Regions from separate parts of the Mus musculus genome. Here all the other regions are linked to region 4. A link is a loop called in an ENCODE intact Hi-C map of the cell type or tissue named here. Cell type or tissue: heart. All regions are shown on one strand. Each heading gives the region's core, and the rest is flanking DNA. Links, peaks and the distances in the headings are about the cores only.

Region 1 (7,745 bases), core at 1,752-6,751, 300 kb after region 4:
TGTAAAATAAATAAATACATTAAAAAAAAACTAAACTATGAGCCAAGCGTGGCTACAGGCCAAGGCCAATGATGAAGAGGGCTCTTGTGCAGATTTTGAAAGGACCCCAGGATAGACCGAGTGAGCTCATGTCCAAATTCAGTGCTTACCTCAAAATGACAAGTTGGTTGAGCAGAGTGATTCCCAGTCACTCTCAGCCCTGCCACGTAAGTCCTGTGCCAGTAATTCTGACTGCAATATGACTCTTGTGTCCATGTTGGGAACCCTTCTTCTTCTCTTCTGGAAGTTTCTAAAACTTTAATTCTGCCTTGCAAGTGAGCTATTTATTATATTTGGGAATGTGTGTCTGTTTTCACAAATTAAGTTTGTTTGTTTGTTTGTTTTAAAAGGTATATTGTCATTTGAATTATGTGTATGTGAGTGTAGTGCCTGTGGAGACCAGAAGAGGGCATCAGATTCCCTGGACCTGGAGCTCCAGGTGGTTGTAAGCCACCTATTGTGGGTGCTGGTAACTGGGTCCTTTTGCGAGGGCAAGTGCTTCTAACTGCTGAGCCATCTCTCCAGCCTTGCCTTCTGGAGTTTATTGAAGAACTGTGTCCTGGGCCAGTTTGTATTTCTCCTACCTTGGAGCCTAGGGCTTTAGTCGCATTACACGGGCACTGCCACTTAGCCACATTCCAGTCCATATGTTATCTTTCATCTTGATCAGGGTCTCACTAAATTGCCCAGGCCAGCCTTGAACTTTTTCTCCTGTGTCGCAGGAGAAAGCTCTGGATTTACAGCCCTCCTGAGTACTTGGTTTCAGAGGCCGGTGCCACCGATCCCAGCTGTACATCATGTATCTCAGGCGCCAGAGAAATAGAAGACGTCTCAGTGTTTTGATTTGATTGATCATGTGTTGAAATTGAAATATTTGGCAAATGTCTTATTAAAAATCTATTATTGAAACAAACCCTTTCTGTCTCTTTATCCTGCAAGCAGCTGTCAGGAAAATGTAAAATTGAGACTCCGGAGATGGCTTGGCTGGTAAAATGCTTGCTGTGCCAGCATGAAGGCTTGAGTTCCATTCAGAACCAATGCAAAAAAGCCAGGCGTGGTGATTTCTATTCCCAGAGCTGGAGATGTAGAGACAGGGGGATTCCCAGGCCTTGCTGGCCAGCCAGTCCAGCCTGCTTGGCAAACACCAGGTTCAGGGAGAGACCCTGGCTTAAAACTCTCACTGGTAGTGGATAGTGTCTGAGGAATGACAGCCAAGGTTGACCTTACAAGCACACACATATGAACACATGTAGAATGTAAAACTACGTGTGTGTGACTTGTATGTTTAGTCATTGTACGAGACGTGTCGGCCGTCGGAACTTGTGGGGTTTCTCTCCGTTCTCTTTTTGCTTTTCTCTGGTACTGTCCTTCTTTCGTCTCTTTCCCACTTGTGTTTTATGTCTCTAGGACCCTTGAAGTAATTTGGGAGCTCCCTGGCCTCATACTTTGAGTACACAGAGTACTCCATTCTGTTTAAACATTTACCTCCTCCTGGGTTATCTGGCTGTGAAATGCTGGCTGCCTCTCTGTGCTGGATGATAGAAGTTGGCGTTCTCTTGAGAATTTACATCCATTTATTTATTATTTATTTCATATGCATGCATCTATCTATCTACCTACCTATTTAAAGATTTATTTCTTGTATGTATACAAGTACACTGTAGCTGTCTTCAGACACTCCAGAAGAGGGCATTAGATCCCATTACAGATGGTTGTGAGCCACCATGTGGTTGCTTGGAATTGAACTCAGGACCTCTGGAAGAGCAGGCAGTGCTCTTAACCACTGAGCCATCTCTCCAGCCCCTACCTACCTATCTATGTGTATCAGTATGCCACAGGAGCCTGCAGGGGGCGCCAGCTCACCACTGTTTGCTTTTGCCCCTTTTCCCCAGAAGTCAGTTCCTTCCTTGGAGCTTCTGTGTGAGGTGCGGGTGTTGCTTCATACGCTGTCAGTCTTGACTGTGAGACTCCCCCTCTTCTGCCTGAAGTCCTTCAATCGATCTTTCTTTCCTTGCCTCCCTCACTACCTCTCTCTCACCTTCCCACTCTGTTTATCACAGTCTATGCCCAGGAATGGCAGAGAACAGTTTGAAAGCATGGCTTATGGTCAGTTTGGCACTGTGGATGGGACCCAATATGGCCCCAGAGTGTTGAATTTAGTTTCAATCCCTGATGGCACTGAGAGAAGATAGAACCTTGAAGAGTCAGGGTCTAGCATGAGGCTTAGGGGCTGGGAGGAGTGGCCTTGTGAGATTCTGATTTCTTCCTCTCTTCTTTTACACTTGGCCTTGAAGTGAACCAGTCCTCTCCATGTGTCCCCACCATGACGCCACAGGCCCAAAGCACCCCGACTGGTTGGTTACAGACTGAAGCCCGGGACCCAACAATAAACCCCCTTCCTCCTCCTTCTCCTCCTCCTCCTCCTCCTCCTCCTCCTTCTTCTTCTCCTTTTTTTTGAGACAGGGTTTCTCTGGGTAGCCCTGGCTATCCCGGAATTCACTCTGTAGACCAGGCTGGCCTTGAACTCAGAAATCTGCCTGCCTCTGCCTCCCAAGTGCTGGGATTAAAGGTGCGTGCCACCACGCCCCACCATTCTTCTTCTTAAATTGATTTATCTCAGGCATTTGTTACAGTAGTGAATAACTGACTAATACAGAGCACTTTATCTCCTGGGTGTGGCGCTGCCTCTGTGAGATGAGATCTGTGGATGTTTCTAGAGGCATCTCTTGGAGAAGCCATCTCCTGCTGCTCAGCACAAGCAAGGGAGGCAACTGCAGCTGTGTCCCCTGGAGGTTCTCAATACGGAACCGGTTTACCCACCACAGCCTCTCTCCACATTCAACTCATCCCCTGAGCTGGGGCTTTGTGCACCAGCTTGTGACCCCACACTCATGCCATCTTTACCCTAGTATACTCGGTCTGTGACAGTTTTGCAACAGCATCCCGAATGCATTAAAAACAGCACTATGGCGCCACTTTCTACGAGAAGCAGACTGTAGGATGACAAGAAACAAGGTGTGTCTATCCTCAGTTCCCAGCACAGCCCAGACAATGTTCCACTACAGTGAATCCTTATAGGGCAGGCATGTTGGAATCAATCAAGTTAGTCCTACGGGTGGCACTAAACATGGTAGCACCTTCGCATACCTCAGGACCTTTGCACATGCTGTCCTTTTATACAGCACCACTTCCTGTACCTTTCTGACTTCATCTGCCCCTAAGTCTTTTATTTTGTATAGGTTCTATAGTACCTGACCACATTCAATTCCTCCTGCTCCCCTGAGGAGATTACCTCATCAAATCAGCCTTTCATTAGACATAGACGCCATGGAGCACAGGGGCCAATGCACACCCTTCCCGAGCTGCAGGCACTCTGTTCAGTTTTCTATATGTGATGGTTAGCCTTGATTGTCACCTCTCACCTATGGAGCTGGAGAGATGGCTCAATGGTTAAGAGCACTGGCTACTTTTCCAGAGGACCTTGGTTCAATTCCCAGCAACCACATGACAGCCTACAACCATCCGTGACTCCAGATCTGACGCCCTCCTCTGGGTTCCTGAGCATTGCACACATGTGGTCAGTCACATGTTCAGGCAAAGCACCCAGACATACCAATCAAAATAAAACTAAACAAAGATGAATGAGACCACCAGGATACCAACCCCTTGATGACACACTGGGTGCATGTTAGATCTTTTAAAACTGGGAGCGCATACTTGACAAAAATCAGTTTCAATGCGGGAAAGGCCTCTTTTGGCTACAGCTAGAGGGGATGTAATCTGTCATGGTGGGAAGGGATGGTGGCAGGTATGTGAGGTAACTGGTCATTTCACACCTATAGTCAGAAAGCAGAGGACAGGCAGGAAGAGGATCCAGACTATAACTTCAAGGCCCTAGTGGCACACTTCATTAAGGTTCCAGAACCTTCCATTATAGCGCCACCATCTGCGGACTAAGTGTTCATACACATGAGCCTATAGGTTTCTCATTTAAACCTCATTGTGAATTCTTCAGCATTATTTTGAACTGCCTGCAGGTAGGCAGGAACCTGGGGTATTAACCCAGGCCTCATATGTGTGCTAAGCACTTTTCCTCTGCCCTGTACCCTAGACTGGAGTTAGTTCTCATGCACTCTCTTCAAGGAGAGCAGAGGGGAAAACTGAGGCAGCGAGAGCTTTGCTCAGAGTTACATAGGTAGGTGGAGCAGGGTTTTAGTCCAGGTCACCTGATGCATGTTATGTGTACTGTAGTGTGTGTGTGTGTGTGTGTGTCTATAGCTATATCCTGGCAACGCTGGAGTCAGCCTCCAGGCTCTTCTGAGGTGCATCTTCCCAGCTATCAGAAACAAACTCAGACCCTTAATCAGGTTTTTCAAAACGCTCCGTGCAGCTCCACCGCCCTCTAGTGTTCATAGCACAATAGTGTGGATGCCTCACTGACCAAGAGCAGTCCAGGTTGTTTCTCAAGCCAGCTGGGCTTCTCTCAGGGCTGCTCTGGGTCTTTGTGAGCCCTTGAGTACACTCGGAAGGGTGTAGCTCCACACATGGATTTGCAGGTGTTGGCTAATGGCTGGACATGTGTCAGAGGATTTTGTTGCTAGCTCCTCCGAGGCCCGACAATACAGAGGAAACTTCAGTTTATACCTTCAATGGTGTAAGTTAGGACTCCCTGTCCTGCCTCTTCTCAACAATTCTGATGATAACTTGGTCCAAACTTGGGATCAAAATTTCTATGTTGGAGTGATCGACACACAAAGGAGATATGTTCCCCTGTCCTACTGTGTGCCCCACACTTAGGGTTTCGGAGAAGGAAGCCAGGTGGATTTTTGGGAAGAACATTCTGGGAAATGGGAACAGCAGGTGCAAAGGCCCTGGGGGCACCTGGGGGACAGTGAGGAGGAGGCAGGTGGGACTAAAGGAGCGTATATGGGAGAAACGCGTAATGAGGGCAAGAGTCAGGGGAAGCAGCCATTCGGGGAGCCTCAGAGACATGCCTTGACAGGACTGCCTGCAACACAGAGTGTGAGCAACTTAGGATGCTGAGCGACTTGAACGTCACTGAGCTATGAGGCCACTTAGGGTCCTCCTGCACTCAGCATCAGTGCCTGCTCCTGTCTGCACGGATTCGGTTTGCTTTTCCAGCACCCATTGTCTAGATGAGAAAACTGAGGGGCAGAGATGAGGGTGCAGTTCTCACTTGATGAGGACATGAATGGAGGCTCTGGAGGTTTCCAGGGCTGGGGTGGGGAGAGTGAGTATGAATCGGGGGAGGGAGAGAGAATGTTTGTGTAGGTGGACTGTTGTGGTCTTGTTGTAGCTACAGTAAAATAGACAAACCAGAGCTCATTTGCAGAGACTTGTATATCACAATGTACATCAATGTCAGCAAGATGTCTGAAAAAATTTGAAATTATATTTATTTGTTTAGCGTGTGTGCATGTGTGTGTGTGTGTGTGTGTGTGTGTGTGTGTGTGTGTGTGTCTGTGCATACATGTAATGACATGCATGCAGAGGTCAGGCAACAACTTTTGGAAGTTGGTTTTTCTCCACCATGTGTATCCAGAGGCTACACAAACTTGGACACAAGCACATGTCTTCACCTGTGGAGACATGTTTCTAGCCCATCACAAGATATTAAAGCAGCAGTTCTCAATCTGTGGGTCATGACCCTTTGGGAGTCACATATCCATATTTGGGGATATCCTGCATATCAGATATGTATATTATGATTCATAACAATAGCAAATTACAGTTATGAAGGAGCAACTAAATAATTTTATGGTGACGTTTACCATAACAGGAGGAACTGTATTAAAGGGTCTTGGTGTTAGGAAGCTTGAAAGCCACTGGGCTAAAGGAAGCAGGGGCCTGGCAGGGTCTGCACAGCTGTTTTACTGATTCCTTAGATGCCAGGCCTGGTAGTGCATGTCTATAATCCTAGCACTTACATACCATGAATTTGAGGTTAGCCTTGGCTACATAGTGAGACCTCTGGCTCAACAAAACAAAGAAAAGGGATATTCTCAAAGGTCTTTAAGGCAAGTGAGGTGGCTCAGTGTGTAAGACTTCTCATTGCCAAGCCTGATGATCAGAGCTGAATCCCTGGGACTCACACGGTAGAAGAGGAGAAGTGACTCCCATAGTTATCCTTTGATACCCCCCAACGTGTGTACTGCGACAGAGAGAGGGGAGAGAGAGAAAGAGAGAGAGAGAGAGAGAGAGAGAGAGAGAGAGAGAGAGAGAGAGAGAGAGAGAGAGAGAGAGAGAACAAAGAGAGAGATGTGGTCATTAGAAGTGGGGATTGGTGGGTCAAACAGACAGGGATACCCAAATCTCAGAGGAACCTGTCAACTGAAATAGATTTGGGCTCTTCTTAAGAGAATCAATCTGCTTTAAGCACAGGTTGGAAGCTGAAGTGAGGGAGGAAAGAAGGGGGCTAAGGAGGAGTATACGTTTTTATTTTCTATCTCCTTCATTCTCTAGGGCACTCTGCTTGGTGTGGGCAGGGTAGCAGGTATTGGAGAAGTGTTTTGGGGGATGGGATTCCTCAGGGATGTTGCTGCCTGTGTTCTTGGTCATTCCTTGCATGAATGATGTGTCCAAGGGGCTCACATCTCCTCCCAGCCGGGCCAGGCGTATCTTCAGCACACTGGTCCTTTTGTGCTGGATGCTGTGTTGACGGCGATGCCTCTAGCTCCTGATGGCTGAGTCTATTATGCCAGCAATTATAGCATTTTCTAAGTAAATACCAGCTGCTTATCTCCTCTCGTCTCTCTTAAAATTCCATCCATGCTTTGGAGATTTTCCTATATGAAGGATCTCATGTCCCCTTCATTTTCTCTTTTCTCCCCTCCCCTCCCCAATTTCTGGGCTTAAAGGTTCCTGCTCTGACTCTTTGAGTGTGGCAGACGAGACAGTATACATCATCATGGGCTTTGGAATCAGATACCCCGGTTCTAATCCCGGTCCTGTTGCATGCCACCTCTGCAGCCTTGAACTGATTGATTAACCTCTTGGGGTTGTCTCTTTCTCATCAGTAAAGTGGGATAAGAATATTCGCGTCCTAACGTGAAAGTTGAATTAGCTAATTGACCACAGAGCTTGATACAATTTGACATATGCTCAAAAAAATAGTGATTAGGGTTGTTCATTCTTCAATAACCTTTAAATTAATGTTAAGTTATTACATAAGGGCTGGGGATGTGATTTAATAGCAGAACAGTATAGGACTCAATAGTAGAGCATTTGCTCAGATTGCATGATCCCCAAGGCAAAAATATACCATACATAAACTACTATCTATTATATAATTAATAACCTATAACCAAATAAATTAAAAGCTATTCTGGTTAGATCAGATGCAATTGTGTGCAAGTGTGTTACTGTGTTACTCAGGAGACTGATGTGGGAGGCTCACATACACTCAGAACACAACCCAAGAAGCCAGAAGAAGGAATTGAGATGAAATATGAATGCATAGAACCCCTATTCATTCATTGAATTATAGCGGAAAAGTTCTCAAGCCTAGGGAAGAAACAGACAGGCAAGCACAGTAACCATTAGGACCCCAGACAGACACAGACAGAAAAGAACTCTACAACACTCACTTAAAATGCCAAGACTGCAGAACAAAGACCGTTAAATGATGGAAGGAAAGCTCATCAGAGTAACACCAAGAAACCTTAAAAGCTGGAAATTCATGCAGT
Region 2 (7,745 bases), core at 1,515-6,514, 66 kb after region 4:
AAAAGAGAATAGTAATTGAGAAAGATATGCCATGCCAGAAAAACATGAAAGCTACCACCACTAGGGTGACTATCCTGGAGCCACCAGAAGCTAGAGAAGGCTGGACCGCTTCTCCAGAGTCCTAGCTCTGCCCATTCTTGATTGCGGGTGGGAACTCTCCGGAAGTGGGAGAGAATAAACTCTTGTTTCCACCCTCCGATCTGTTGCCCGTTGTCACAGCTGCCCTGGGAAGTTAACACCCCTGTGAGTAACCCACCTCGAGGGAGGAAGCTCTTCACTGCTGTCCAGCCCATCCCAGATGGAAGGCAACTCTAACCTCTTCACCTCTAACCCTGAGCCGTTCACCTGAAGCCTCCAAACAATGGGCTGGCGGACGTCGGACTTCCTTTGTGATGGACAGATGTTGCTAGGCCTTACCGACTGTCATTCGAATTTATTGTCAGTGGTGGAGTTATCCGTGTTGAAAGATGTATGGCCTAGAACAATAGGCATAGCCAACACTGAAATGGGTATTGGAATTCAAGGGCAGAGCAAACTGTGCCAACTCCTAAACTTGTCCTGGTTACAAACCTTAAAACACCCTCCCTGCTCAAAGTTTAATTTGAATATACAATTCAAACTATGAAACATGTTGACGCTTAGAGCAGTGGTTCTTAACCTTCTTAATTCTGCAACCCTTTAATACATTTCCTCATGTTGTGGTGAACTCCCCCTTCCCCCCAGACCACAAAATTATTTTCATGGGCTACTTCGTAATTGTAATTTTTCTACTATTATGAATCGTAATGTAAATATCTGATATGCAGGACATGTGATATGAGATCCCTGTGGGGGTCGCGACCCACAGGTTGAGAACTGCTGCTCCAGAGCGTCTTGGCTTTGGATTCTGAATCATTTGTCCACATGTGGGAAGTCTGTCCATCTGTGTGGGTGTGCAGGAGCGCGTCCTCACTTTTAATAGTTTGTTGCCTTCTGTGCTTAAGGTTTTTCCTGACTTTTAATCCCTTAAGAGGCAGGGAAAACAAAGCAGACCAGGATCATAGACAGTAACATGGCAGTCACCTGCAGCGGTGGCTCTGGAGGAGCCAAGAAGAGCTTCCTTGCTGCCTCCCCTCCTCTCTGTCCCCTCCTGTCCTCAGACTCCTGTTGTCTGTTGCCTGGAGCCTGCCCTCACTAGGCTGCCAATGGATCCTGCTAAGGGAAGAGTAAGAAGAGAGAACATGGTGTGTGTATAGCACACTTCCTGTCTGCCGAATAGAAATGCGGTCACAGTTGACCTTAGGAGACCACACCTGGCACAAGTAGACAGTACGCATGGCTGTATCCTGCAGTGTCCATCTCTAGGCTTGTGGCCATTGACACTCCTAGCTGCTTGACCTGCTGAGATCTGATTGCAGGCGCCTCAGCTCTTAAGCCTCTCGCTCTGCTGCCACTCAGTATCACTCCCTCAAAGTCCTCTCCACCGCCACCTCCAGATAAGGCATCAACACACCCTGCTTGTTCACAGCCACTGTCACTACTGTGCACTTGTGGCTTTCTGTGCACTTACCTGTGTCATATCCTTTCCCCAGATGGGGCGTACACTCCCATATTAATTTTCTACAGCCACTACAACAAAAAGGCTACACATCAGATAGGTAGCCTGAAACAACAGCTCCGGAGCCCACACATGTGAATTCAGCAGCGCTGCTCTTTCCTTGGCTGCCCGGAGAGACTTTTGCCTCCATAGGTGTCTGGCTGTTGCTGGTGTTCCTTGGCCTATGGCGGTATTGCTCCATTCTCCAATCTGCCTTACACTGATCTCTTCCTATTCCCTGTGTGCTTGTGTATATATCCCTAGGCTCCTCCACATCGACTTTCCTGGAATGCAGGTGCCTGCACTAAGGGCCCACTTAGATAACCCGGGCTAAGCTCTTTCTCGCCAGGAATCTTAATTGGGGCTGTAAGGTGGACTCAACAGGGAAAGTGCTTGCTTTGGAATAGTGAGGGCCTGAGTTCGATTCCCGGAACCCAGGGACAGCTGGGCCGAGTGGAGATGTGTATAATTTGAGCCATGAAGTTCCAGAAGCAGAGACAGACAGATCTCCGTAGCTGACTGACCAGTTAGCAAAGCTAGCTTTGTGGCAAAGCTCTAGGTCAATGAGAAACCCTGTCTCAAACAAAAGGGAGAAGCCCCTAAGGCCTGACAGCTGGGGTTTGTCTTCTGATTTCCATGCGCATGAGCACGGATATGCACACATATACCTGCATACACACACACACACAAGCATACTCGTGCACATATGTGCATTCATATAAACACATACACACGAAAATGAACCTTATCTTATTTAATTACTTTTTTTTGGCACAGAAGATTATATTGACATGTTCTCAGGATTAGACTACTAAATACAGGAACTGTGTGTCTCATTCTCGCGGTATCTAAGAGCAGACAGGATGCCCTGGGCACTGAGTTTTACAGCACATTCCTGTGAGTCTGACAGGGACCCTAGATCTCTTTGAATGCAATAGTATTTCTGGGTTTTTTTTGTTTTTGTTTTGCTGTTACTATCACTGAATACTGCAGACTCCGTAATTTAAAAAGAACAGAGGTTCATTTGGCCCCCATGGACAAGGAGACTGGGAAGTTCACGAGCAACAGGCCGGCATCTTGGGTGGTCTTCCTGCTACACTGTAACATGGTAAAGGACAATATGAGTAGAAACAGCAATCCTGCCAGAGAGAGTTTGATTATATACAAATCCACTCTAGTGATAATCACTCATTAATCTATTTATAAAGGCAGGGTCCAGGAAAGTAACTTTCCCAACGGTACCCTGTCCGGGAACCAAGTTGACACTGAAGGACATCAAGCTATATGCTATAGTTTGACTCCAAACTCCGCCCCTCCCCCCCCCCCCCCCCCCGTGTTTGAACACTAGGTCCCCAGCTGGTAGTGCTGTTTGGGAAGATTGTGGAGCCTCTACAGGAAGGAGCCTTAGAGGGTCTTGAGGCTTTAGAGCCCTTTCTGCTTCCTGCGTTCTGATACAGTGCAACCAACCAAGCAGCCTTCAGCTCCCGCCTCCACACCTTCCCGTTCTCACTGCCATGTCTGCCATGCTACAGTGCACTATATTTGTCAGGAACTGTAATCCCAAATAAGACCTTTTTCCCTTAAGTCGATTTGTAACTTAGCAACAAGGGAGTAACTTAGATAGCATAGTAGATAGATTTACAACATATGGAATTCCCCTCCCCCTCCTTCTGCCTTCTTGACTCTGTTATCATTGTCCCCAGTGGCTGACTCTCTGACAGTTAAATTCTGTATGACTAAGCTCACCTCTCCGTGAAACTCATTACCACTCACTGTGGATTTATAAAGGCCCCACATCCTAGAAGAAAGACTCATTCAGAGTTACCCATGTCTTAGCAAGAACACAGGGAGAGATGGCTTAGCGGTTTAGAGCACTGACTGCTCTTCCAGAGGTCCTGAGTTCAATTCTCAGCAACCACATGGTGGCTCACAAACATCTGAAATAAGATCTGATGCCCTCTTCTGGTGTGTCTGAAGACAACTACAATGTACTCATATACATAAACAAATAAATCTTAGAAAAAAAGAAGAAAAGAAACAAAGAAAGAACACAGGGAGCTGGGCTTGTCCACATACCTAACCCTCTACATCCAGCCTTTGTGGGAAACAAAGACCCTCACTTCATAGTAAGAGCTCTGAAGTCTCAAAGTAGACAAAGTGAAGCTGTTTATTTTCCACCTGACCTGGTCCGGTATCAGCCTAGAACGGCAGGTGCAGTGCCTGAGGGAGAGTGCAGGCTTTCTAACCCGGGTGGATGGTCCTTCCTCCTTTTCTGAACAAGCAGGAGGGTACAATCTTCCAGCCATTTATGTCTCATATTTCCCTCTCTTGTGTTTGTCCTTTTTTTTTTTTTCTCAACAAAATCTAAGGATGGTTCATCTCTACAGTTTACATACATCCTGTTTTTTTTTTTTAAGTCTGTTCCATGAGTGTTCTTGCAAAGCAAGAGGGGCTGGGGGTGTTTTTCTACGCTAAACTTCTAGAGTGTGGGGGGGGGGCTTTAGCAGATTTGGGGTGAGAAGGGAGTAGTCAGATGAGCAAGTGTCAGCAGGAGTCTAGTGTTTTCTGTTGTTTGTAGGAGACCTAAGTTGGGTGGAGGCGCCTTTGAAAATGAGCCATTAGATTTTATTGCTAGTACTTCTCCGAAATGACGGCAGTTTTAGGGCACGTTGGTGTGGCTGAGCTTATCAGCTCCCAAATCTTCTCTGCATTTGGAGCTGACAATCGCCCTGGGTCTGATCTGGATTCCATCAGGATTGGATTCCACCGGGACTGAATTCAATGGGAGACTTCTGTCTACCTCCAGGCTCCACCTCCCTCCCCGCCCCCGACTACCGCCCCCTGGTGGCCGCCGAACCGCAATATTACCTTCGCATCTCCTAGTTCTCACCAGTCACATCTAACTTTAAAGTTCCTACAGGAAGAAGCCCAGAGATGGCTTAACAGTTAACAGTCTGAAGTCACGTCACATCGACAGCTAACAATCATCTATAATTCTAGCTCTGGGAGATCCAATGCATCTGGCCTTAGTGGGTACTGCACTCAAGTGCCCATGTGCGCTCTGTGTGCATGTGCGGGGGCGCGCGCGCGCGCTTGCTTAAAATTTTTTGAAAATCTTTTAACATTCCTAAATAAAAAGGAGGAGCCCATGCACACTCATACTTCGCCCCTGGTTGCCTTACTGTGAGTCTGTGAGTCTTAGGGCTTCTTCGCCCCTCTTTTTGTGTTACTTGGGTCTTAGGGCTTCCCCTACCCCTGCAATGTTCCCCACTTTTGCCTCACACCTTTGTTTTCTAATTCACCCCTGACTCGTTTTAGAAACTGGATCAATTTCCTTTGCTGTCACATTCATTAGATTCATTTGCCATTTTGTTCTGGAGTCATTTATCTTGTTGGCTTGTCCCTTGTTTCTACTTAAACTGAGTGACATATAAGCTCAATACCCCTTGCACGAACACACATCCTGCTTATGTGTCCGTTTCCAATTCGTCTCATCCAGACCTCCATCCACGTGGAGTGAAGCTAGGCTCATTCAGGGCGGGAAAAGGCAGAATGATGACTCCACTGTAAATTTCTACTTCTCTGTCTCTGTCTCTGTCTCTGTCTCTGTGTGTCTCTCTTTGCCTCTTTTTCTTTTTGTCTGTCTCTCTCTGTTTCTCTCTGTGACTCTCAGCCTCTCTCCCTTTCTGTCTCTCTGTGTTGCTCTGTGTCTCTGTGTCTGTCTCTCTCTGTGTCTCTGTCTCTCTCTCTCTCTCTGTGTCTCTCTTTGCCTCTTTCTCTTTCTTTTTGTCTGTCTCTCTCTGTTTCTCTCTGTGACTCTCAGCCTCTCTCCCTTTCTGTCTCTTTGTGTTGCTCTGTGTCTCTGTGCCTGTGTCTCTGTCTCTCTCTCTGTGTCTCTCTTTGCCTCTTTCTCTTTCTTTTTGTCTGTCTCTCTCTGTTTCTCTCTGTGACTCTCAGCCTCTCTCCCTTTCTGTCTCTCTGTTTTGCTCTGTGTCTCTGTGCCTGTGTCTGTCTCTCTCTGCCTCTCTGTCTCTGTGTCTCTCTTTCTCAAAGTCACTTTCTCTTTTCTCTGTTTTATTTTCTCTGTTTTATTTTTGTTTGTTTGTTTACTTTTTGTTTTCTCTGGTAGAGTCTCATGTAGCTCAGACTGGCTTTGAACTCTCTGTGTAACTGAAGCCAGCCTTGGAGTTCTCATTCTCCTGCCTGCCCCTCACCGATTCAGGCAGACCCATTAACTGGTTATTTTGTTGCTGTTGTGTTATCATTATTATTATTTATCATTATTTTTACTGTTACTATATAGCTCTGCGTCAGCCTAATCTGAGGAAATGCTTTTGTTTCTCTTACAGCTCTGTCAGATGGGATTTGCCTGTGACGTCAGGCTTTCCCTGTCCAATAGGAATATTCAACAATGGCAATTACGGTTCCCATGGAACAGGAGGGGTCTTCTTTCATTTATTCCCTTTAATTATCAAGTCAGGATTTGATGTTCTGGCTACCCTCGGGTGACATGATTAATACTTTTTTTTTTCTTCTGAGTTGCTGTTTTTCTTTTTCCCTTCATTTTTTCTTTTCTTTCTATGTCTTCCCATCTCACCTTGATTATTATAAATCCACTGAAATTTACATATGTATTCATCAACCATAGTCATCTTTAACTTTTTTTTTGTTTTGTTTTGTTTTTTTGAGACAGGATTTCTCTGTATAGCCCTGGCTGTCCTGGAACTCACTTTGTAGACAGGCTGGCCTTGAACTCAGAAATCCGCCTGCCTCTGCCTCCCGAGTACTGGGATCATCTGTAACTTTTAAAAATTGTATGGGTATGAGTGTTTGCCTGCATGTGAGTGAGTGTGTCACATACATGCAGTGCCCATGGAGGACAGAGAGGACATAAGATTCTGGGAATTATAGACAGATGTGAGACCCCATGTGGGTACTGGGAATGAAACCTGAGTCTTCTGCAAGAACACGTGGTCTTAACCATCAAGCCATCTCTCCAGGCCCCTCCACATTTTTTTTTGAGAGAGATGGGGGATCATGTGTAACCTAAGTCTGACCTTGAACTTGCTCTATAGCTTAAGAAGTTACAGTCCTGGACTTCTGACTCTCCTGTCTCCACCACTGGAATGCTGCTGTTACAAGTATGTACGACCCTGAACAGTGTTAGTCATTTTGGATGCTCAGGCTAATTTTTTTGAACCAAGGGAGCCCTGCAGGCTGAGTTTCTGATATTACCTCTTTTGTCTTTTGGGTTTATCCTGATTTAAGAATAAAATCTTATTTACTTTTATTTTATGTGTGTTTGTGACTGCCAGTTTCTATGTAAGTGCATCACATGTACACAGCACCCAGCGAGGCCAGAAAGGGGCCTCCCAGAACTGGAGCTACAGCCAGACATAAGCTGGGTCCTGAGGTAGAGCCCCAAGTTCTCTTAACCACTGAACCATCTTTTAGCTTCAACATCCTGGCTTTTTGATATAACAAGCAACCTGGGAAAAACTCAAAGCACCCCGTCTCCAGTTTAGCCTTCAGCATGTCTCTCGGTGCTCTGGTCTGCTCGGCCAAGGTTATGTTCATTGTTGCTGTGTCCTCCTTTCTGCCGTAGACTGACTTAGAAATCACATTGTTTTCAATAGATGAAAGGCCTCAAAACTTCGAGATAACATTTCCTCTTCGAATTGAGCATCTGACCTGAGGCCTGACTATGTCGCTTCAGCATTAAGTCAGAATGTCTTTGTGTGTGTGTGACACGAAAGTCTTGATTTCTAACTATAATTTTAATTGCTGCAATAATTTACGGGGCTGCTGTGTGTGCACAGTGACCGCAAACATCAATCTTGATGCTCATAAAACAGTGGCTGGTGGAGGCTTCTGCTTTCTTTGTGGCTCTCTTTTGGCCTGTAACGCATTCCACACTGAAGGCTGGACCAGTCACTTGAAATAAGTCTTTTATCTTAAGAGTACAGCGTCAATTTGATACATAATTTAGTACTGGTTTTTTACTTCTTTTCGGATTTTAGGCAGTGCTTCCTTCTCAGCCTTTTAACTTACTTCGAAATTTTTTGAATGTATAAAATATTTAGGCAATTCCAAAGTCAGAGCTTCACAGCGAGATACATTCCAAAAGATTTCATTTCCCTCTCCTGGCCCTTCGTCTGGCCTGTACTTC
Region 3 (7,745 bases), core at 930-5,929, 56 kb before region 4:
ATTATTTTTCATGGTAGCTTTTATGTTGTATGGGGCTTGGGTTTTTAAGCCAGGGACAATTTGAGCGTTAAAGGGAAATTCAAGGGCAGGCAAGCTGCAAACCTCAGCAGTTCCTAGAAAAGAAGTGTGAAGGGGAGGAGAGAGAGAATCCCGTGTCGCTTGAGTTCTGCCACAGGACAGCAGACAGCTAGGTGGCAGGAAGAAGGGCTTTAGCAAGGGGTAAGGAAGCCCAAGCGTTCTGGGAAGAACAGAGAGCTGAGAGCAGAGGTAGACATACGAGAAGCCAGTCTTTGCTAAGTAACTCAGAAAATCAAGTCTTCCAGTGAACCAGTCATGCGGAGGCCCGTGACTATTGCTACAAGCCACGCGTGTTTGTTTGTTTGTTTGTTTGTTTGTTTGTTTGTTTGTTTGTTTGTTTAAAACAGTCTATGTAGTCCTGGCTGGCCTTGAATTCACTATGTAGATTTGAACTTACAAAGATATGCCTGCCTCCCAAATGCTGGTATTAAAGGCATGTACCACCATGCCCAGTTTTAAACAATCACTATTAAGAAATGTTTGAGTATAAATAGTCATGTTGCCATTTCTAGGAGTTAAAAAAAGATATGACTTTCCAGATGTGTTCAGTGGGCTCCAGGGACCCTGGCTTCCATCTACAGCACTACAAGTAAATAACAAACAAAAATAATTTAAAAGGTAATTTTTTAAATTTTTTAAATATATGCAAGTTTAAATGTTTATATGTTTAAACGTTTATATGTTTAAATATATGCAAGTGCATCATGGGCATGCAGTACCTACTGAGGCCAGGCATGGGCGCCAGATTCCCCCAAAACTGGAGTTAAAGGTGGTTGTGACCAACCAAGTAGATTCTGGGAACTGAGTTCTCTGTAAGAACATTCCAATTCTGGAAAGGAGTTCTTAGGAGGGGAAATAAGGGCCGTCAAAAGAGTCAAATCACCAGGGCCTGTAGCAGAGCAGAACCAGCTTCCATTCAACCCACAGCAATCTCTGGCGCATGAAACCTGCTACCAGAATCTGCCGGATCTTCCTGCTTTCTCCTCCCCGGTACTGGGATCACAGACACACATTGAAGTTCATGCTGGGAACCGAATCCAGGATTTAGTGCATACTAGGGGGTCACTCTGCCCCAGCTCAAAAATGTCATCTTCAAACTGACATTTGCTCCTGCACTTTACAGCCTTGTTCAACGAGGTAGGTACCCAGGCCTTAGCCTGGAGTCACCTAGTCTGCTGGCATTTGTTTGCCCTGAGAGCCAGGCATTCTGATCACTGTGTAGGACCTATAGAATCTTCCCCTTGTTTTAATTAATTGGACTGCCAGTGTCTCATCTAAATCCTCTCTGTACAAGATAAAACCAAGTATTGTGACTCCCAACTCCACTTCTTTTATATTCTGTGATGCTGAAGAGCAATCTATAGCCTCACAGGTGCTAGGCAAGAGCTCTGCCACTGAGCTACGTGCCTCAGTCTCACTTTTCTTAGTTCCAGAGATGCAGCCCCAGCAGATGTTAGGATTGCTTGTGAAGATCCTGGCAAGGCACTGATTTATATTCAGGAACATGAGACTACTGACCTAGTCTGCAGATTCTGGTAGCAGGGTCTGAGCCCTTTCTGAGATCCTGCCTTAGATAGATAGATAGATAGATAGATAGATAGATAGATAGATAGATAGATAGATAGATAGATAGATAGACAGACTGGAGAGCCGGCTCAACACTAGAGCATTAGTTGCTCTTGAAGACTTGAGTTCAATTTCTAGCACCTACATCCCCATCTTTTGTCCTCTGGAGACAGTGAACATATGTAGTTCACAGAAAGGCAGGTGCACGCCCGCATACACACAAACACACACATAAAATCAATTAATTAAAAAACTAAATCACCAAAAATAACATTTGAAAGGGCCAAGGGTACAGCCCAGACACAGAACACTTGTCTAGCATCCACAAAGCCCTGGCTTCCATTCTGTGCATCACAGGAAAGAGACACTTTAAGAAAACTGTGCACTGGGCGGTAATTGCTTCTCATTCCATCTTTCTTTAAACACATCCCTATTCATAAGAGGGTGCCAGCGAGCTTGTCTGAAAATTACCTTGCTGTCAAAACAGGCTATCCCCCACCTCCCGGCATTTAACATTGTGATCTGACTCTCTATCCCCAGCATCTCCATACAGACCAAAGGCTTCTGGGTGCGAAATAATCTATTAACTTCCCATCAAGAGCCAGGCTGAGCGCCAGCTCTCTTTCTGACAGGGAAATCTGTGGGAGCAGATTCATGACCTACTTTGATGTGGCCACAGAGAGAAGACTCAACCTTGTTAGAAATTCAAATCCATCTTTCCTCTGGAGAGAGACCATAGATGCTGCCCTGGTGCAGTGGCCCCTCCCACTTGGTGATCCTGAATAGTTTTCAGCATCTAATTGGCCAGAAAGGAGAGAGAGAGAGAGAGAGAGAGAGAGAGAGAGAGAGAGAGAGAGAGAGGAAGGAAGGAAGGAAGGAAGGAAGGAAGGAAGGAAGGAAGGAAGGAAGGAAGGAAGGAAGGAAGGAAAGAAAGAAAGGGAGTTTGGGGGATGGAGCTCAAGCAAAGAGCACCTGTCTAGAACATGCAAAGTCCTGGATCCATCCCCAGATCCACAAAATATAAAATAAAATTAGTTATCTCGCGCCCCAGGGAAAAAGAGAGGGTAGGGGAAGGAAGGGGGGAGATTAATTTCCAGGGGGTGCTGTTGGCAGACATCTTCATGGACACCCAAACATTTGTGGCACACACTCCCACAGACATACACATGTACACAGAAAATAAAAATAGATTAATTATTTTTATTTTATGTGTATGGGCATTTTTTTCTGCACATATATATGTGCCCACGTTCCCATGAAGGACAGAAGGGAACACTGGATGCCCTGGAACTGGAGTTAGATGGTTGTGAGCCACCACATGGGTCCTGGGAATCAAACCCGGGTCCTCTGGAAGAGCTGCCAATGTTTTTAAGCATCTCTCCAGCCCAATAAAAACAAGTCTTTAAAAACTGAAGCCTTGCTGTTTTTCACTTGTGTTGCTTCTGTCAGCAACGGAAATATGGTATTATCATTCATCTCCCAGGAAGCTTGCAGGATAATCTACATATCTATCCACCTTGTCAGCTCTGCATCCTTTGATGTAGCACAGGAAGGCCTCAGAGCTTGTGAGGCAGCCAAGGGCGACCTTGAGTTCCTTCCTCATCTCTCTACCTTCTCTTCCCAGTGCTGGGATTATAGGCCATGGCAGGGTTTGGGGGTTTGTGGGCTGTTTGTTTGTTTGTTTGTTTGTTTGTTTGAGACGGAGTCTTACTGGCTATGTAAAGCAGGTTGGTATCAATTCACCTACCTCAGCTTTCCACATGCTAGGAGTACCACCCACCACACCAGGCAACCACGATGGTTTTTATTGTTTTGTTATTGTTGTTGTTATATTACTATTATTATATTTTGTGTGTGTGCGTGCGTGCCTGTGCGTATGCGTGTGTGTGTGTGTGTGTGTGTGTGTGTGCGCGCGCGCGCGCGCCACAGAGTAGGTGTGAAGGGCAGAAGACAACTTTCCCAGTCGTTCGCAGTCTCCTCCTACCTTGTTGGTCTCAGGGATCAAATTCAGGTCATCAGGCTTGGTGGCTCGAACCTTTACCTGCTGAGCCATCTGACCAGCCCACCATGTCAAGTTTTATACATTGCCAGGTATGGAACCTGGGAGTGGGGTTGGGGATGGAAAATAAAAGCTAATTCTGAAAAATAAAAATGCCATTTCCAAGGTCAGACGCTTCAGAATGCAGTACTCTATACAGCCACACGTGGGCGCGCTTACTCTGTCCTTAACCTTTTTTTTTTTTTTTTTTTTTTTTTTTTTTTTTTTTTTTTTTTAGATTATGTGTATTTTTGCATGAATGTTGGTGCCTATGGAGGTCAGAAAAAGATGCCAGACCTGGAGCTAGAGTTATAGGCAGCTCACAGTCGTCTGACGTGGGTGCTAAGACTCTCTCTTGTATCCTCTAAAGAGAACAGTACACACATTAACCTCTGAGCTATCTCCCCATGCCCTTCATTCCTTAACTTAGCTTCATTCAGATGCCCTTGGAAGTTTGAATCTATTCTGTGGCTTCATCAAGGAGCGTGATCCAAAAGTTTGGTTTTGTTCTCGGGACCTCAAACCGGATTCTCCAGAGTGTCCACAATGTCCCTGACTGCCTTGAAGACAGTCTGGTCAGAGTGATAAATAAATTCATTATCCAGGCAGCTCCCCACCCCCACTCCGCCAGGGCCCTGATGCCTTGTGTCTGGATGTATCTCAAGTCTTTCAGTGGCTCAGCCATTCTTTTCTGGTATCAACAGCTCTTTTCTCTCCCTGAGTGGCTTCTGTCTCTTGAATGAACTTGGGCTCATCCCAGAGCACTCCGGGTCTATTGAAGCTGCAGCCGACTGGCCGGCTGGGAGGAGTGTCAGAGAGAGATAAATCCCAGCTACACATCACAGGGGGACATTGAGTTGCCTCCAGGCCACACAGAGGGGGCCTCTCTCCCCCGGAGATTGAAAGTCACCGACTGCCCAGGCTGGAGTGGCAGCTGATTCAGGGAACAGCGGCTGGCTGTCTTGCGTTTGGCTGGGTGTGGACGGGGAGACAAGCAAAGGTACAGACGGGGGTTGGAGGGATGGAGGTCTCTCCTCTTTGCTGTCTCCTTGTCCACCTCCATGTCCCCTGTGACTACACCCTCCGAGTCTTATTTTCTCAGCGAAGCCCTCCCTCTGACCTCTGAATACCTGACGGCCGTTCCCATCTCTCATGCTATTTATTGGTCTCTTCTCTAGGAGAGGGTACCAGCAGCATACTAAACATCCTGACTCCTTGCAGGTGGCGGGCTCCAGGAGGCAGAGCCCAGTCATCACCTTCTGAGCAGCCCCTGAAGTGGGTCTCTGACCACTGCTGCTTCCCTTGAGGCTCAGTTAGCACAGCCCATCAGTTCTGCATTCAGATCACGTTGTAAGGAAACACGGGGGTCCAACAGCTCTAGATCCCCAGGTCATCCTTATTACCATGACAACAGGATGGGATGGGAATGGATCTAAAGCTGAACAGAATTTCCGAGTCTTCTTCACTGAACTCCCTATTCAGGCTTTGGGAATGGGAAGGCAGAGGTCATGAAGGAGAGGAAAAAGGAACAAGAAGAGTACTGTTGGGGCTGGAGGTGCCAGCATCCTCTAGAGCATCTGAGCAGTAGGGGGCAAATGAACCCCACTTTTCTTCAAGCCCACCCTGGTCAACTCTGACTAAATAGTGAAATACAGGACGCTCTATGGTTTGTTTATTTGTTTGTTTGTTTGTTTTTTCAGTTCAATAGATCCAGATTCAGGAGTGGGGATACATGTTTGCCATCCCAGCAGTTAGGTTGTATGAGCAGGAGAAGCATAGTTCAAGGTCACCTTCAGTTTGAGCCTTGCCTGGGCTCCATAAGACCCTGACTCAAAACAAAGACAAAACAGCAAAAACGGAAAGCTCTGAAGTTTCTTAAGCCTGAACCATTTCAGAGCTAGATAAGGACTTCTGTCTGACTTGGGGAGAGGCACGAGCCCTCTGTCTCTCCTTTACTGGTGCAGAGAGAATTCAGGAGAAGGATCTCAATAGAATTCAAAGGGCATTAGTGGGGAGAGGAGACAGGGGGAAGCAGGCAGGAGTTGCCTGAGGGACGGTTCTCATTCTTCGTTAAAAGGGAGGAAAGCCAGGCTCTGTAGGTCCCTGGCATCTTCCACAGTCTTCAATCTGAAATCAAAATGGACCTCAGAGGCATACCCCTTGCATCGTGCCCTGCATCCGAGGTCCCACTGAGTCCCCGCAACAGTCACATGAGGTTAGGGATACACCGTGTCCATTTTACAAAAGAGAAAATCAAGGTCGAGGAGACTAAGTAACTTGACCCATGCTGCACAGTAAGAAAAGAGCTGATGCTCACACCCACTGTGAGCATCCCAACTCTAGAGCCTTTGCTCTTGTCCCAGTGTAGGCTATAGGAGAGGACACCATAGGTAGGTCACATCATTCATGCATTCACTCATTCATTCCCTGTGTTCCATTAGACAGGGCCGTACCACTTCCGTTAGTTCTCTGTGCCCTTGCCTGGATACCAGTCTGGATCCAAATTACACACTCCTGAGGCACAAGATACCTTCCCAGGTTTTCCTCGGGGAAGGAAATGGGCCCATCTTCAAGTCCCCCACACCAACCTCTCCCCTAAGGGACAGATACACAAATTACTCTTAATGACTATAACTACCCAGCAAGTACCTGCTGGGAGACAGGTGCCCACAAGCACTGTGGGGTAGCAAAGGCCTTTAAGGAGCTCTTTTCCACCCACCCATCCACCCACCAACCCACCCACCTATCAACCCATCCATCCAACATCAGTTTCCCAACAGACAGGAAAACAGATAAACATTCAAGATGATGGGACAAATTAGGACAGGGAGCCCAGAGCTGAGCCATCTTGGAATCAGACTTGGGGAAGGATTCCTGGTGGGAGCTGCAGAACGCTCAGGGCTGAGGACCTTTCCCACTCGGATAGAAGGAGGTAACCAGACTCTAGCATGGCCTCTGGCTTGTGTCAGTTACTTTTCTCACTTCTGTAACCTCGCCTGGCTGGTACTTAGTTATTCATATGAAGCAAAAGTTGGGGCTTAGTAAGATAAAGATAGCTTTCTTATTTATTTTTATGTATTTATTTATTCATGTATTTATTTCTATGTCGGGATTTCATTCTTGTCCAGGATGCCTTTTTTTTTTTTTTGAGACACGACTTCTTTGTGGCTAGCCTGAAACTCACTATGTAGACCAGGCTAGTCTCACACTCACAGTGATCCATCACCCTCTGTCCTGTGAGTGAGTGCTAGCATTAAAGGCATATGCCACTCCACACAGCTAGAATAACTCTTTAAAAAGATTTTAGGTAAGCCAGGGAGTAGTGGTACATGCCTTTAATCCCAGCACTCAAGAGGTAGAGGCAGGTGGATCTTTGTGAGTTCGAGGCCAGGCTGGTCTACAGAGTGAGTTCTAGGACAGCCAGAGCTGCGTAGAGAAACCCTGTTTTGAAAAACAAAAAACAATCTTCTTAGGTGAATGAGAGTTTTACCTGCCATGTATGTATACCACATGTGTACCCGGTGTCCCAAAAAGCCAGCAGTGGGCCTCAGATCACCTGAATACGGAGTTACACGTGGTTAGGCTCTGCCATGTGGATGGTAAGAATCGAACCCGTGTCTTCTGCAACAGCGACAAATGTTCTGCTGAGCCGTCTTTCCAGCCTTGTCCAGGATGCGTTTGAGTTTCCCACCCTTTGTGGAACTGCACCCTAGGCTGGCTCTTTTCAGTTCGTTGTCTTCTAAATGCTGCAGGTTTTTTAGTACAGGCATTATACTTAGCAAGGCATAGGTTGTATTTGTTTGGACTTTTGATTTTTGGTGTAACACTCACACAGAAGTTAGAGGACGATTTTCAAGGGCCAGTTCTCTCCTTCCACCATGCAGGCTGCAGGGATGGAATTCAAGTCTTCATTCTTGGCAACAAGTACTTTTTCTGCTCACCCATCTTTGTGTATGTTATCTTTTGGGATGGTTTCTTTCTTTTTTTCTTTTTTCTTTTTTTTTTGAAACAGAGTATTACTCTGTAGCTTAGGTTGGCCTAAAACTCACAACAATCATCTTTC
Region 4 (7,745 bases), core at 1,841-6,840:
GAAGCAGAGGCAGGCATATTTCTGAGTTCGAGGCCAGCCTGGTCTACAGAGTGAGTTCCAGGACAGCCAGGGCTACACAGAGAAACACTGTCTCGAAAAAACAACCAAAATAAACAAATAAATAAACAATAGCGCCCTCCCCAAGGGGCTGGCATCGCGGCACTTGCTGCCAAGCTTGACCCTGGGGTAGAAGGAAAGAACAAACTTTGGAATGATGTCCTTTGACCTCCACAAGCATGCTATGGCACATGGACACCAACACACACAAATAAACAAATAAGTAAACAAACACGGAAATAAAGCTGCATGAAGTTTTATTATAGTGGCTGTGTTTTGTGTCTTTTAAAAATTATTTTGCTATTTTTACATGTATATCAGTGCACATGTACATACGGTGCTCAAGGGGGCCAGAAGAGGGCATCAGATCCCCTGGTACTGGAGTCACAGTTATGAGCTGGCTTGTGGGTGGTAGGATTTGAACCCAGGTACTCTGAAATCCTCTGAAAGAGCAGTCAGTGCTCTCAGCCACTGAGCCATCTCTCCAGCCCATGATGTTTGTGTCTTAAAATAATTCAAATGTAGCCGAGCATGGTGGTGCACGCCTTTAATCCCAGCACTTGGGAGGCAGAGGCAGGCGGATTTCTGAGTTTGAGGCCAGCCTGGTCTACAGAGTGAGTTCTAGGACAGCCAGGGCTACACAGAGAAACCCTGTCTCGAAAAACAAAACAAAACAACAACAACAAAAAATAATCAAATGTATAAACTTTATCTTATGATGAGAAGAGATCTTTTTTAAAGATTTATTTATTTTATATATATATGAGTATACTGCAGCTGTCTTCAGACAAACCAGAATCATCAGATCTCTTTACAGATGATTGTGAGCCACCAGGTGGTTGCTGGGAATTGAACTCAGGACCACTGAAAGAACGGTGAGTGCTCTTAACCACTGAGCCATCTCTTCAGCCCCCAAAAGAGATTATTTTAAAACCTCAAAACCCTCAAACTTCACAGCCTTTGGAGAAACCCAGATCACAGGATGAGTGGAGCTGAAGGGAGACAGGGTCCCACTAGAGACAGAAGAGCAGCTGTCAGGTAGGAAGCCCCGTACACAAGGATGCGCTTGGATACCCGGACGGGGGAAGCAGGTCCAGGGTATCGGGCAGCCAGGGTTCTCCAGATCCCTTAGGGCCCAGCTGATTAGAACACCTGCCCCATCAGATATCCACCCTCTTCTTGATCCCGGGTTCTTCACGCAACTCAGAGGGGCCAGGAACATCAGGACGGGCGTTTCAGGTGGCTCACGGGACACACCTGCGGGCAGACTGGTATGAACAAGAAACAAACAATAGACAGAGAGGTGAAGGACAAGGTATTCATTTACGCAGGGATGGGCTTACAGGGACTCTGGAATTGATCCGTGGTCCAGAGGGATTGTTGCGTGCCTTTGGATAAGTGGGGGACAGGCCCCTGTGAGGGGACATCTGGTTCCTTGCAGACTTAGGCTTTGGATGCCCCAGTAAGAAGTGGGGCCTGTCTCACAATTCACTGGGTAACCGCAAAATGAATGAAAACACAGAGCTTTGTTCAAAAACCAGTGTGAACTGGAACCGAAGACGGGTTCAGGGGCCGATGGCACTTGGTATTCTTGCAGATGTCCCCGGTTTAGTTCCCAGCACCCAGTTCCCAGGGAAAGCAGAAGGCTTTTAAGTTCAAGGCCCGGCTTGAGAAACATAGTGAAACCTCGCCTTAAAATACAACAACAACAAAAAAAGACTGAAAATGTTAAAGCCAGCACCAAGTCCTTCTAAGCCCAGAGCTCTAAGGGCCCACCATGTGGGATGCATGCTGAGGAAGCAAAGCCTGAAAGAGGAACAAATGAAACTTGGAAGGGCTCAGAGAGCTCTGGAGTCAGAAAGACAGTGTGTGTAGATGGCAGAGGGCAGGAAATATTATCAGTGTTGTGTGGAGGAGGGACGGATGTGTTGTGTGGAGAGCATCTGGAAGACAGGGAGAAAGGGAGAGCTGTCGATACGGCCACGTCAGACCCTCGGGAAAATGGGGAAGTGTCTCCCCATTTCCCAGGGTAAGGCTCAGAGGGAGATGGCAGAACCTTCTTGGGGGTCTGAGTGTCAATGCTGATTGTGTGCAGAAGACGTTTACCACAGCTTTCTCTCCGGAGGTATTTATGCCCCCCTCCCCTACAGAGATGGCTCCTACCAAGATTAACTAAACCTGTATCCCATACACCCACATCCCTATTCACTATGTGCTTCCAGGGTGCTGGGGCTTTTCTATCAGAGGGTTCAGCTTATCAGATCCCAGCTTTCCTGACTGTCTGTCTGTCTGTCTGTCTGTCATTTCTTCATTCTTGTCTCTTCTAGTTAGGCAAATCTCTAGACTTTTGTGCAAGGACTCGCGAAAGGCTGGTTGTTGGTGAGGGGGTTCTCAGGGGAAGCAGATGGTAGTTTGGGCCTCAGCGATGGTGGTGGAAGGCTGCGCCGGTTAACACTGATGGGTGACTTGTATCACCATGGAAACAAACCTCTGGAGATGTCTTCAAGGACATTTCTGTACTGCATCTCTCTCTGCCTCTGTTGGTCTCAGTCTTTCTCTGTCTCTCTATCTCTGTCTCTCTGTCCCCCTTTCTCTCTCTGTCTCTCCCCCCCCCCCACCCCTTACTGTGGATGTGTGACCAGCTGCCTCAGGTTCCTGCCATCATGCACTTCCTGCTGTCAGTGACTGGCCCTTCCACTGTGAGCCCAGATAGACGCTTCCTTCTGTAAGTCACTTTTGTCAGGTGTATTATCACAGCAACAGGAAAATAAGCCAGTATGTGTTTTGGGTGTTTGTTTGTTTGTTTGTTTTTACGAGACAGAGTTTCTCTGTGTAGCCCTAGCTGTCCTGGAACTCACTCTGTAGACCAGGCTGGCCTCAAATTCAGAGATCCTCCTGCCTCTGCCTCCCGAGTGCTGGGATTAAAGGCGTGCGCCACCACGCCTTGCTCAGTATGTGTTTTTGAGACAGGATCTCTTGCAGTCCTGGTAAGCCTCCAACCTGATAAATGGGTGGGGATAACCTTGAACTTGCAATTCTAACCTAACCCTAGCACTCACCTTTCTCTGCTTCCTCACTACAGACACAGTGTAACAAGTTGCTTCCTGCTTCTGCTCCGGTGAAGGACTGTCAAAATAAACCCGTCCTTACCTTATTTTTTGTCAGATATCTTGTTCAGCAGAGAAAAACGTAATGAATGGGAAGGGGAGATAGAACATTTGACGGTCCGCAGCTCCAGATGTCCACCCTAAGGTTCCCACTCACACCCTCCTCTCTTTCATCCCTTCCCTCCTCCCCTCCATCCGCCCCTCCGAAGTACTTGACATCTGGATCTTTATTCTGCACACTCAATCTCATCCTGCATCTCTACCTGAAGGACCACAGCCCCTCCCAAGCCCCGAGATCTCTTTTCTTGGTGGCTCACACAGTGTCTACCACAGTGATGCATCACTGCCATCAAATTAAGACATTTGTTAGCCCGGGCCAAGAAACAGGGCTCTGCTGCAGCCATTTAAATCTGAGCCTAGACCTTGACCTGAAAAAGGAGAGTTTATTTCTAAACACCCCAGTGCCTTCCTCTCTCATTAAATGTTTTTTTTTTTTAAGTCACAAAAGGAGAAGAAGCTGACATCCAAGGCTGTGGCACCCAAATTGCAGGCTGTGACTATTGTTTACGCTATATTTGTCCTGTCTCCAGGCATCATCCTGGGGACAGGAAGGAAAGTGCCAAGCCATTGGCTTCCCTGGCCGCAACACCTCTAGCAGAACGAGTTCGTGTTGCCCCCTTGTGGCCAGAATGCGAACCGCACCGACCTCCGAAGTAGAAAAAGCGGTAGAATTTGAAGGTATACGTGTTTTTGTTTTGTTTTGTTTTGTTATTTTAAGCTAGAGAAGGGTGAGCCTTGCTGAGGGCCTCTAGGGCTGGTGGCTTCCATTAGTCTGGACTGCTGTTTATCCTTTGGCTGCATTGAAATCCCACAGCTGCCTGAATAGTAGCTGGGAGAGACCTGTCGTGGACACGCAGCTGGCAACTCCAGTCGAGTGACGGAACTTGGGGCCTTTTAAAACAGCTTTTAATGGCCCCCTTCACAAACCTACTTTATTTACCTACCTGCTGCATGGATGAGGCCTAAGAAAAACCCACATTTAACATGTAATTTAGAGCTAAGTACACGATAGACGTCCGGAGATTTAAAATTAGCCAAGCGAGCTGAATGCTGGGGCGTTCGTTATGCCTGCTTTCAAGCGTCTTAGTGTGTCTGTCAGAGATACATCGCTGGAGGCAGACTCTTGATAAAATAATCAGGCTTTGTCACTCCCGGGAGAAAAGGGGGGGCTGTTCATAAAAGGACCTATTATCACAGTGGCTCTCAGCCCATGTGTCACAACGCCTTTGGGGAGAAAGTGACCCTTTCACAGGGGTCACAGGTTAGATATCCTGCATATCAGATATTTACATTATAATTCATAACAGTAGCAACATCACAGTTATGAAGTACCAGCGAAAATAATTTTATGGTAAGAGGTCACTGTTGGTCTTCCTGTTTGAATCAGAAGGTATCCTGGGATTTGAAAGTCCAGGGACCAAACAGTTCTGAGGTGGGAGAGTGTCCCATGGGAAGGGCATCCTGAGGACATGGAGACCCAGGGACCTTATGGCTCTGAGAGGAAGCCTCCTCAGCATTGTAGCTCGCAGAGGAGGGATCCCCAGCTGAACTGAGGTGCTCAGTAGTCTCGGCCCTGCTTGTCTCGGCTTCTTTCCTTTGTCTCCTCGTTGCTTCTTGTCTTTTTCCAATGAGAGTCACACCCGTCAGTAAATGTCAGAAAAGAGATTTATTGGAGGGTCCAGGGTGTGGAGGGATGAATCCAGGAGTGGCTGCCCAGAGAATCAGACAAAGGGAAGTGCTTACATAGGGGATCTTGGGGGTGGCGGGGGGGGGGGGGGGGGGGGGGGGGGAGTCGGGGGGGGGGGGGCGTAACTTCCTAGGGTGGAGATTTCCAGGGTGAGGATTGGTGGGATTTCAAGCCCTGAGCTTGGGTGAGCTCAGGCTTGGTGGGGTTTCCTGTTCAGGGATTGGTGGCTTTTCTTCAGACTTTTCATCCAAAATTAGCATAATCTGGGGAGGGTCCCGTTGAGGGGCTGTAGATGACCTTGTGGCTGTTACAGAAGCTGGAAACACAGTTCTAACCGTTAGGGAGGTCTGGGGGGGAGGGGCCTGACAGCTGAAGCTACTCAGGCCCAGGCCTTTCTTGCCTTGAGGGTTTACTAAGGTTGCAAAGTATACAAAGTTTACAAAAGTATACAACATTTACAAAGGGAGTCTAAGCTTTCGCTGAGTGGCTTGAATATCTAACAGTCACCACAACATGAGGGACTATATTAAATGGCCATAGCCTTAGAAAGGCTGAGAACCACTGTGTTATTCCAAACGTCCTCCATCAAAGTCAGTCAGAAGGGTTGTCTGTGTGCCCATGACACACACTGGGGTGTCCTGTGGTTTGCACAGATTAACGTGAGATCCAGAGTGATTTCCCAAATATTTTTAAATATTTGATTTTATGAACATAGCCCAGCCAGTTAGCTTTCAAAAATCAAGGCTCTCTTCTGTCCTGTCCACCATCCTACGTAGGGTGAATAACTGATAGGGTGGGGGTTCCCAATGCCTATTGATAATTCACGCTAGACATTCACGTTGACAGCCAGAGCAAACGCTTCGGAGAAGGCTCAGTGGGTAGTGTGCCTGTCTTGCCAGCGTGGGGTCCTGAGATGGATGTCCTGGAATTATAATCCTAGTTATTTACAATCCCAGTTCTGTGGAGATAGAGACAAATTGATCTTTGTGCGTTGGGGAATAGCCAGCCTAGCCTGGTTGGGGAACGCTAGGCTAGTGAGAAACTCTTGTCTCACAAAACAAGATGGGTCCGTGACCTTAGCATGTTCACATAAACACCAAACGTGCATCTAACCATGCACCCATGAGTGCATGTGTGTGCACGCGCGCACACTAGCTGAAGTGTGACAGTGTTGGTCCCTGTGCTCTTCGCTCTATAACCCATAGAAACCTTACAGTGGCTTTACAGGGCTGATATGAGCCTTCCTTCCCTGAAGGAAGAAGATGGATGACCAGGGAGGACAGATGACTTGCCCACGGTAGCAGAAGGTGGGACCAGGATTCACACCTGGACTTTCTCAAACACTCTGTGCTGTTTTCTCCAAGAGCAAAGTGGGACCCCACTGGAGGTTATACCTCAGATCCTAGCAGTTCTTGCCGTTGTAGGGGGCCAATCAATAGCCCTCTCCGGGAGCTGAGACATACAGTCGAGCAATACACACTATGCTCCTGTATCCCCAAAGTCTGCAGCCCCAACAATAGACACTTATTGCCTCGTAGTCCAAAGTAGGGAAGTAGAAAGGGAGTAGCTAGGTAACGATGGGACAGTGAATCCTGGGAGGATGTGGACAAGATTCCAGACAGGACCTGTGAACTCAAATCTCCTCAGAGGCTAGGTGATTGGATGCTAAGCGCATTCTCTGGACTAGTAGCATGAAGTATATGCTACGTGGACTTAGCCCAGGGTAGCTCATATGTGGAGGCTGATGTCTCCAGAGCAAGTGGTGAGGGACGGGAGTGGGGGTGGGAACAAAAAGCAGGGAAGAGAGGAGACTGGCAAGGAAGGAAGGAGAGGCAAGCAGTCGGATGTGATGCACCAGTCACCGTTCCTATGGGGACCACCTTGATACAATATGACATTCCTCAAGGACATGGAAGATTATCGGGTGCCATTTTGGAAGGCACCCACTTCAGAGACAGGGAGGTTGGAAAGACAAAACCATGGCTTTAAAATATAATGAGCCAGACATTGTGCCTCACATCTGTTAGTCTAGTACTTTGGAGGCTGAGGCAGGAGGATCACCATGAGTTGAAAACCAAGCTGGGCAACAGACAGAGGTTGTTTCAAACTTTAAAACAAAATAAAATAACAACAAAACCTACTAATATACACTCAAGAGGCTGAGACTGTAAGATTTGTGGTAGTTCAAAATGACCACGGTTGTAAAAAGTTAAGTAAATGTTCTTTTCCCAGAATTTGCCTCACTGCAAGGTGTGCCAAGAGATAGTCCTCTGATTGTATAGAAGAGCCCACACAATGTCTCTGGTCCCTAAGTTTATCCACCAATAGTCCTCTGATTGTTTAGAAAAGCTCACACAATGTCTCCGGTCCTAAAGCCTGCCCCTTAATGTCATTAAAGGTTAACCAGTGATAAACTGCCAGCTCTAAATCTGTGACTGAAAACTGCTCTAAAAAAAAAATTGTATAAAAGGTGTGTGCTTTAGCTACTCGGGGTCGCTTCTATACCGATTTCAGGACAACTCCAGCATGTTAGATTAATAAACCTCTTGCTTTTTGCACCAATCTCTATCTCTGCATCTCTGTGAGTGGGACATCCTGGGCATAAGGTTTTTCGGGTCTTACAAGATGGGGGAACTGCCATAAATTCACAGCCACCCTGAACTATATACCAAGTACCAGACTAGCTAGGGCTACATAGTAGGACCTCAACAAAATAAATACTGGAAATTAGTGTCAGATACATAGTAGGACCTCAACAAAATAAATACTGGAAATTAGTGTCAGATACATAGTAGGACCTCAACAAAATAAATACTGGAAATTAGTGTCAGATA

The links. A loop is a pair of places that touch in the nucleus more often than their neighbours do. Peaks named below come from ENCODE experiments on the same cell type or tissue, not always from the same donor. Only the 100,000 strongest peaks of a DNase experiment are listed, where the experiment ranks them.
Region 1: it touches region 4 in a loop (2.1-fold over the local background); 2 of 42 quality-filtered maps call a loop at or near these places.
Region 2: it touches region 4 in a loop (2.0-fold over the local background); 9 of 42 quality-filtered maps call a loop at or near these places.
Region 3: a loop joins it to region 4, with 8 times the contacts of the local background. A loop is called at or near these places in 20 of 42 quality-filtered maps.

What each region holds. Positions count from the first base shown.
Region 1 is chr4:143,024,156-143,031,900 of GRCm38, reverse strand. No RefSeq gene overlaps it. Among named protein-coding and RNA genes, the nearest start is that of Mir7021, 110 kb to the left of the region's middle. In heart, for the core only: CTCF peaks have their summits at 1,892 (motif pointing right) and 4,440 (motif pointing left); no DNase peak of the experiment used is centred there; H3K27me3 peaks cover 1,540 bases.
Region 2 is chr4:143,255,462-143,263,206 of GRCm38, reverse strand. No RefSeq gene overlaps it. Among named protein-coding and RNA genes, the nearest start is that of Gm52493, 40 kb to the right of the region's middle. In heart, for the core only: a CTCF peak has its summit at 4,422 (motif pointing left); a DNase peak (open chromatin) is centred at 4,426; H3K4me3 peaks cover 506 bases.
Region 3 is chr4:143,376,919-143,384,663 of GRCm38, reverse strand. No RefSeq gene overlaps it. Among named protein-coding and RNA genes, the nearest start is that of Pramel1, 14 kb to the left of the region's middle. In heart, for the core only: a CTCF peak has its summit at 3,831; no DNase peak of the experiment used is centred there; H3K27me3 peaks cover 1,918 bases.
Region 4 is chr4:143,321,824-143,329,568 of GRCm38, reverse strand. No RefSeq gene overlaps it. Among named protein-coding and RNA genes, the nearest start is that of Lrrc38, 24 kb to the left of the region's middle. In heart, for the core only: a CTCF peak has its summit at 3,852 (motif pointing left); no DNase peak of the experiment used is centred there; H3K4me3 peaks cover 722 bases; H3K27ac peaks cover 479 bases; H3K27me3 peaks cover 436 bases.